Regions from separate parts of the Homo sapiens genome. Here regions 1 and 2 are each linked to region 3. A link is a contact called in ENCODE Hi-C data. All regions are on one chromosome and are shown on one strand. Each heading gives the region's core, a stretch centred on a gene start or an enhancer-like site at or near the end of the contact. The rest is flanking DNA. Distances are from core to core; before and after follow the strand shown. Region 1 holds the start of ADH1B (alcohol dehydrogenase 1B (class I), beta polypeptide). Region 2 has its middle 12 kb from the start of ADH7. Region 3 holds the start of TSPAN5 (tetraspanin 5).

What was found. A loop is a pair of places that touch in the nucleus more often than their neighbours do. Pooled maps may share reads with other maps.
Region 1: a loop to region 3 is called in a map of psoas muscle, with 4 times the contacts of the local background. The contact joins the promoter of ADH1B here to the promoter of TSPAN5 in region 3. A Hi-C loop is called at or near these places in 1 of 168 maps with a recorded cell type or tissue (psoas muscle) and 2 of 50 pooled maps.
Region 2: a pooled map shows a loop between it and region 3 (2.4-fold over the local background). The contact joins the enhancer-like site here to the promoter of TSPAN5 in region 3. A Hi-C loop is called at or near these places in 2 of 37 single-sample maps with no recorded cell type and 3 of 50 pooled maps.

What each region holds. Positions count from the first base shown.
Region 1 is chr4:99,320,040-99,322,811 of GRCh38, forward strand. It overlaps ADH1B (alcohol dehydrogenase 1B (class I), beta polypeptide), which reads right to left and starts at 1,362. Exons shown (of 9, transcript NM_000668.6): 1 at 1,275-1,362. The coding sequence starts at 1,292. RefSeq lists a promoter at 1,328-1,634 and an enhancer at 1,528-1,634.
Region 2 is chr4:99,445,880-99,448,579 of GRCh38, forward strand. No RefSeq gene overlaps it. Among named protein-coding and RNA genes, the nearest start is that of ADH7, 12 kb to the left of the region's middle. RefSeq lists an enhancer at 656-1,855. Within about 2 kb of position 1,377, at least 5 of the 41 ENCODE cell types and tissues checked have a DNase peak (open chromatin) inside an H3K27ac peak, as active enhancers do.
Region 3 is chr4:98,657,190-98,659,889 of GRCh38, forward strand. It overlaps TSPAN5 (tetraspanin 5), which reads right to left and starts at 1,422. Exons shown (of 8, transcript NM_005723.4): 1 at 957-1,422. The coding sequence starts at 1,037. It overlaps TSPAN5-DT (TSPAN5 divergent transcript), which reads left to right and starts at 1,713. Exons shown (of 3, transcript NR_148380.1): 1 at 1,713-1,833. LOC112267901 (a long non-coding RNA gene) reads left to right here and starts at 1,534. Exons shown (of 3, transcript XR_939016.3): 1 at 1,534-1,683. RefSeq lists silencers at 987-1,146, 1,400-1,579.

The sequences.
Region 1 (2,772 bases), core at 112-2,611, 660 kb after region 3:
ATTCATTGATTAATTTTTAATTTCAATAGTTTTTGGGGTGCAGATGGTTTTTGGTTACACGGATAAGTTCTTTAGTGGTGATTTCTGATATTTTGGTGCACCCCTCACACAAGCAGTGTAGACTGAACCCAATATGTAGTCTTTTATGTCTTATTCCTCCTACTGCCCTTTTCCCTCAGTCCCCAAAGTCCATTATATCATTCTCATCCTTTGTGTCCTCATAGTTTAGCTACCACTTTTAAGTGAGAACATTGGATATTTGGTGTTCCATTCATGAGTTACTTTACTTAGAATAACGTCCTCTAGCTCCATCAACCAGTCTTATTGATATGAGCCTGTTTGTCACACAATGCAGAGAGAAGCCTCAGAACCTTTAAATTGAATTATCATAGTGAGATATTTTACAGTGTGGTACACTCCTAACACAAAAAAAGGACTGGACATAGTTGCACAGGTTTATGTAATTAAACAATTAAAAAAATCAATTGATTATATTGAATGACCACATGCACCTGTAAACACATTGAGCAAATAAGTACAAATTTATAGAAGAAAAAACCAAATATCTGTATTCCTAGTGCTAAGTGATTCAAATTGTATTATTATTCAAATTGTATCATTGATTTTCTGTAAAACCATATTAACTTTTAAATGGGGAAGATACTGTTCCATAGGATTTTTGTGGAAATTCCCTGAATTGTATCATAATGGACCCCTTTTAATCAGAATTTGCATGTTGATGTCTTGCTTAACCTTGATGATTCTAATGCTGTGAAATCAATGAGTATTTTGTAAGATATTTTATAGTAAGGTTAAAGGATATTTCAGTCTTCTGAGTCAAATTCCTCTCATCAAACTTCTGTCAGACAACTTTCCTGTGTTCATAAAAAATTTGAATAAAAATAATAACACATTTGAATTATGGTTTCTTATTATAAAGATAACTTGCCATTAAAGACTTTTCTAACTTTAGATTTACAAATCAGTCATGATTAGCTTGGAATAAACTATCATTTTACTGTAAATTTATTTAATGTAGGAAATAAAGACTAATAGACACAGGTTCTATACATTCCTGTTAAAGGTACTTAAGAATAGCTTATTTCCACTGCAGTTCAGTATACATTACATATTGAGGTGTATATTGCATATCATATTTCAGCATATCATTTCTAATTTAGATATGAATTTTAAATTATTCATCAAATACTGTATTCCTTTCTTTGTTATATTGATGAGAATATATTACCAACAGTAATATATTTTTTGCTTACTTTTCCTGCTGTGCTCATGTCGTTTCTGTCTTCTCTGCCCACCAGCAGACTGTGAGTCTTTGTGGATTTCTTCTCTGCTTGAGTGCATAAAGCAGATATATTGCACAGATATTTATTTTGTTTGCTTGTGTAACATCCAATTCCAATTCCACACGTGATCTATGTCTTTAAGCCACACCCACTGGATTATTCCCAGACTGTCAAAACAGATAAAAGGGTACTGAACCAGCAATCAAAATATTGACTTCCAAATTCTAGATAAGATTTTGTTTTCATTAGTTTAAATATTAAGTTAAAGTGATAAATTGTAATCACTTTCTCTTTTCCTCACTTCCCACCCCCCCCCGGCCTCTGGAATTCCTTGTTTCTCTTCTTTCAATCCCACATAGGTCGTTCTGCCTTGTATTCCCTTTGTCTGCACTAAGCTGCAACTTTGAATGCACATGGGGTGGCGAGGAAGGAAGAAGAGTAAGAAAACAGGAAAAACGAAGTAGGATAGAGAGAGCAGCCTCTTTGTCTTTACAGCAGAGAATCAGACACCCAATTAGTCACAGCAAAGGGGATCACTGTGCCTGGCAATTCTGCTCCACTCAAAACTAGTATGTATGGACTGAACACCTCCCTGTGTCAGGCACTAAGCTGGGTCCAGTGGAGTAGCAGTGATGAATAAGACATGACCTCTGCCTGTGCCAAGAGGCAGTATGGGGCAGCGGTGATGGCATGGCTTGTGGGACCAGGCCAACCCAGTTCCTTACTTGTTCTGTGTACTTGGACTTATTATTTCACTGAATTTTTTTTGCCTTAATTTCCTTATCTGTGAGATGAAGATGAATAATGGCGTCATTTTAAAGGACTGTTTGTGAATAAATGAAATAATCCTTGTAAAGCACTCATCATGGAGTTTTGCAGATAGGAGCACCCTCCTAAATGTTAGCTACAATTATTATTCATGAAAGAAAGCTCACAGTTTATAGTGAAAAGACACGCAGGAAACCAAGTCTACATATCAGCCTGGCTGGGAAGTGCCCTATCACAGGGGTCAGTTAATGCTTTGGGAACAGAGACAGAGTTGCTATTCAGAATGAAGGACTCAGGGGAGGCATTGTAGAGGAACAGGCATTTGTGGCAGATTTTAAATAATTGTGAGAAATGGAGCAAAATCCTCACTGGATCATTTCCATTACCCTTTGATCAATGTAGCTAGTATCCTCATGGCTTTCCAAGCATAGGAGTTTGATTTTTCTTTTATCCACACTTGGAGGCGTCATAAAACTATACAGGCAACTATTTAATTAGATATAGTCTGTCAATATGAACATGTTAGCATAGAGGACATATTTCTCTAAAATTGCCAAGGGAACATTTCAGTAAGCTTTAATTATGTAGGCACTGAGACTCACACCAAGACTGAGAAACATTCACCCAATAGAAAGCAAAGGAGGTCCTATGATTTTAGTTGCTTCTAGTTTGGAAAGGTATGACGGAAAGAAGATAGCCC
Region 2 (2,700 bases), core at 127-2,626, 790 kb after region 3:
CCACGAGACAAGCTTTGAATAATTTATATGCACATTATTTTCTCCGAGCTGCCACTCTTAAATGTGCATTCAAATGATGAAAGCCTAGCTTTCTAGTTCTTTTCTCTTTAGATAAATGAGCTTGCACATATATATGTAGGCATAGGGTGTGGGCAAAATCTCAAGAAAGCTTGAATGATACCTTGTGCTCCTGTAAGACCCAGCTGGGAAGAAAGGAGGTGTATTGGATTGAATAGTGTTCCTCCAAAATTCACGTATGCCAGAACCTCAGAATGTGGCCTTATTTGAGAATAGGGTCCTTGCAGATGTAATGTAAGTAGTTAAGATGAGGTCATATTGAATTAGAGTGAGCTCTAAATTCAAAGATTAGTGTCCTTATATGAAGGCTAGGTGAAGATGCAAAGAGACACACAGAGGAGAACAGCATGTGACCACAGAGGCAGAGATTGGAGTGATACATCCACAAGCCAAAGGATGCCAAAGATTGCTGGGAACTACCAGAAGCTAGGGGAAAGGCATGGAACAGATTCTGCTTCAGAGACTCTAGGAGTATCCAATCCTGATGATACTTTGATTTTGGACTTCTGGTGTTCAGAAACTATGAGAGAACAAATTTCTGTTGTTTTAAGCTACCAAGTTTGTGTACCTTGTTATGGCAGCTCTATGAAATGAACACAAAAGCGGTCTCTAACCAAAAGGAATATTATAGGATCTCTCCTCTCCAGGCAGGGTCAACAAGGAGAAGTGAAGAAAGCGTGTGTATAGGAGTACCAAATGTATCCAGAAAAACACAGGACATCAGAAAGTGGGTCCTGGAAGACACTGTAAGGGCAGGTACACATTCTGTTACATCAGTGGCTCATTGGGCAACTGAGGGTAGTTCTGTAACATCCCAAGTGGGGGGCCAGACATGAAGAGGCAGGGAAACATAATCATATTGAAAGGAACAAAATTTTTAGACATGGGGCTGCTCAAGTACTGCAAGGGTGACTCTCCATGTAGATTCAGAGTCTGGGCACTCCAGTCAACACTAACTGATAAATCCTTTTAAGCATATAGCAAAAAGATGACCACCTTCTTATACTTCAAAGACAACACTGATACCTAAATGTAAACTACTTAGTAAATGAAAGTTCTACCAGCCAGTTTTAAATCAAATGCTTACAATTTTAATCAAAGGATAGCCCATTAACCAAACAATTGTTTTTATGAAGTGTGTTTTTTTTTTGTTTTGTTTGTTTTAAATGTCTAGGAGACACCTTACCAAGACCTCATTTATTTTAACACTTCCTGGGAGACCTTTATTGTCAAACTCGACCAGATTTATTCAACAAACAGCAATTCGAGAAAGCAGTGGAAAAGAGCTGAGTCACAGTGAAAGTGACATTTCCCTTTGCAGCTGAAGAAACCACCGGCTGTGATTAACTGCTTGACTAGTCCTCCAGTGTGAAGGATCACAATGGGATCAAGAAGGCTTGGCTGGGCTATGAGAAAGAAAAGAACTGAATCAAATTGGAGCCTGGGAAACTCAGTTCACAGGATCCCCTAAAAGTTACAAATGTCACAAGTGTGAGTGACCATTCATTTACTTAATCAGGCAATAAATCTTTTATTCATTCAATGAGATTTTTTATTAGTTTCTACTGTGGGCCTAGGTGCCGGGATATTGGTGGTGGGGTCAGATACTAAAATGATTCTGAGACAGTTTCTGTTCCAATAGGCTTAGAATATAATAGATTCTCAACAATCTTTTTTTTCAATAGTCTTTCATCCCCAAATAATTCTGTCTTTAAAAGAGAAGAGCCACCTGAGGAGTGACTGGAGAGCTGTCCATTCAAACTTCCCTTATTGCTGAAATGTTGCTAAACAGAGTTTGACATTGACTCTTAGCTGCCAATCACTCTCTCCAGTGTGGGACAGACCAGCAACTCAGTGCAGGTTCATTTGGGTACTGAAGGACAATCAAAACCTAACTACAGGATGATTGATCTGTGATACCTTCCGAGAACAATCGTAATCAAAAAGAGAAATATGAAAGTGGTCGGAATCAAAATGGAGTCATGTATGTTTAAAACAAACAAACAAACAAACAAATACAAAAAACCCTGACAAATAGAGCTGGGGAGGGCTATGAAGAGAGGCTTCTCACACTTATATGCCAGATAATAAAAACTTCCACAAAAGACTCTACAGAAGCCACAACAATGCACAAAGGTCATCACAACCTTACACAAAAAATACTTCTGTGAGGATATCTGCCCAGCAACTAACTGCCTGTCCAAACTCAGACTGGCACCACCTTTGTTCCTTTGTTATTAATCTTTGTAGTGAAAGATAATTATCTCAAAACAATTATACAATTCTGCTCATTATTTTTAACTTTTATTTTAGGTTCAGGGGTACATGTGAAGGTTTGTTACATAGGTAAACTCATTTCATGGAGGTTTGTTGTACAGATTATTTCATCACCTGGGAATTAAGCCAGTACTCAATAGTTATCTTTGCTGCTCTTCTCCCTCCTCTCAACCTTCACCCTCAAGAAGAGCCCAGTGTCTGTTGTTTCCTTCTTTGTGTTCATACTCATCATTTACCTCCCACTTATAAATGAGAACATGCTGTAGTTGGTTTTCTGTTCCTGTGTTAGTTTGCTGAGGATAATAGCCTCCAGCCCCATCCATGTTCCTGCAAAAGACTGATCTC
Region 3 (2,700 bases), core at 172-2,671:
ATCAAGGAAAAGAATCAAAACAAACAAACAAACAAAAAGAGTAGGCGTCCCAGCCTAATTACAATAGGTTCCCAACACATTGCAGTCCCAAGCAGAGCATCATTTGAATCTTGTGTTAAAGCATTTGCTCTCTCGGTTCCCCAATAAAACATGCCTCGCACACCTTCTCCTTTGCATTTCTACAAAGGTTCCCCCAAACGGCCCGCTCTGTGTCACTCCTTTAAAAATGAGGACGTGGGGCAGGAACACACTGAAATATATGTTGACGGTGACTTATTATCCTGACGATGATATATACATACAAATAAATCCCTCTACCCCGCACCCCCACTGACCAGTCCATTACGCACAGGGAGCGCTTTCCAGCTGAAGAGGAGAGCGTGCAGGAAACGTTATTTACGTGCAATTACAGGACCATATACCACGGCATCTGCATCCTACACAAAGCCCGAGATGGTGCAAGAAGATACACGCTGAGCATGGCACAGACCAGCCGCGGCAACACGGAGCCAAGCCCTCGTCCAATCAGATCGTTGTTAGAAGGTGGACCTCAGGGTCGGCCGTGCCCGATTAGCCTTCCCTATTATGACACCACGCTCTGCCCAACATCTATATCCCACCGAGAGCAAATCCAATTCGTGTGGTTGCTCATTTCTCAAACTGCCGAACCCTTTCTTTTATCTGCATCCCTGCTATTCGTTCCTCAAAAAGCCACCAGAAGGCCTCGGTGCCCCCTTTCCGCCTCGATTTCTCTTTTCACCTCTTCCCATTCCTCGAAAGGATTAAATGTTTATCTCTCCAACGCGCAAGCTGGAAAGGCGGAAGGCGAATGCCTCTATGCTGCTCCGGCAAGCGCCTGCGGGGCTGCGAAAAGTAAAGGCAACGAACAACGTGGGGGAAATCGTCGCGAATCGATCGGCCACAATAGTTGGAATCCCAGGAGCGCTCCAACTTACCCAAAATATGACATTGAAGCCAAATATGAAGTATTTGATGCAACAACTGACTTCAGGACCCTTGTAGTGCTTCCCGGACATCCTCTGGGTTCATGAAGACACTTGCCCCGGCAGCCCGAGTTTGGAGCTCCGAAGCACCGTTGCTCGGAGCAGCCCGGCGGGGAGCAGGAGCTCAGGGACACCGCACGGGGCCGCGGCGCTGGCGGCCTGGGCTCAGCCGCGCGGGGACCGACCGGCGGAGAGCGGCTCCCGCACCTCCAGCCCCTCGCGCGCCGAGGCCGCCGGAGCCGGGGTGGCCGCGAGAAAGCAGGGAAGCCGCGCGCTGCAAGCTCAAGCCTCGCCGACGCTAGCCCCGAACACAAAGCGAGCGCCCGCGTCCGTGCGCCAGGCGGTCGGTCCGTCGGTTCGTCCCCGGGCTTCGGGCAAAGGCGGCCGCGGCAGATGCTGGTGGAGACGCCGCTCGCTTGCTCGCCCGCCCGTTCGCGCGCGCCCTCCCACCCCTCGCTCCGCCCGCCTCTCGCTCCGCCCGCCCGGCCGGCTGCTCCTCCGCCCGCGCCGCCCGCAGCTCCGCCCGCCGCCCAAGCCTTGGCTAGGCGCGCGCGCGCACGGGGTCGGGCGCTCCCGGGCGGCGGTGGCACCACGTAGCCGCCTCCTTCCACCGCTCGCTTTATCCCCGCCCCTTCTCGGGCCAACCCCAAGCGCCGCTGACCCCGAACGTCGCTGCGGGGTAGGTAGGGGGTGGGAGGGTGGAGGACCGCAGGCGAGAGGGAGAAGGAAGGGCGCCCGGGGAGCAGGCTGGCAGAGTGACCGGGATTGATGAGCGGCGCAGCTCTGGAGGGACGCGGGCGAGAGGGTCGCTCCTCGGGGAGAGGGCTGGGTGAGTGAGGACCTGCGAGCCACCCCCGACACCCCTTCCAGGGTAGCCACACTGGCGCCCCCTCCTCCACAACAGGCTTATGTGGCTAGAGAAGATGCGATGCCACTGGACAGGGAAGGAAAGTCGTCGTGGACTTCGCTGAATGGAAAAGGGGGTAGTTGGGGAAGGTGGAGAAAAGAGCCACGGGAAGTGGGAGGAAAGGATGAAGGGATGGGACGTTGAAAAGGAAAGCTTCCTGAATCCCTGTGTGACTCTAACCCAACCTCCCCACCTACCGGAGAAATGGGTTTTATCCTAGAAATGGGGACGAGGAAAAAGAGATGGCTCAAGGGAGTCCTGGCCCGGGATGCGATCCTCGCCCTAGGGTCTATTGCAACCACACAAACCCGGACAGCGCACGCTCCCCCCTACCCCGACAGAATAGTGCCTAAGAAACCTGCTTGCCTCCTAACTCTAGGAAGGAATCCACAACGGATTCCAGGGAGGTCTTCTGGGGAATCTGAATTGGGTTTTTGGATCACGAACCATTAAGCTTTTGAACTCTGGGGAAGAATAGAACAGGTGGCTGGAAATTGTTTTAGAACCCTACCTGAGCAGGTGTGCTCATTAGTTGCTTATCCGCCCTCCTCCTGGAGCACTTTCATAGGTGTTGGCAAAGCAGGTACCAGTATTTCACGGAAGGAGAAGGAAGAACCGCCCAGGACTGTGTATAAATGTCTATGGGAATATTTTTAAGGATTCAAAAGGCTAGAAGGAGGTGAGATCAAAAAATTTTTCCAGCACCACCCAGTGCAACCCGATCCTGGACACAGAAATCTAAAAGATGATACTTAAATACTTGAGTTTGAGAGCCTCTAGTTATAAGGT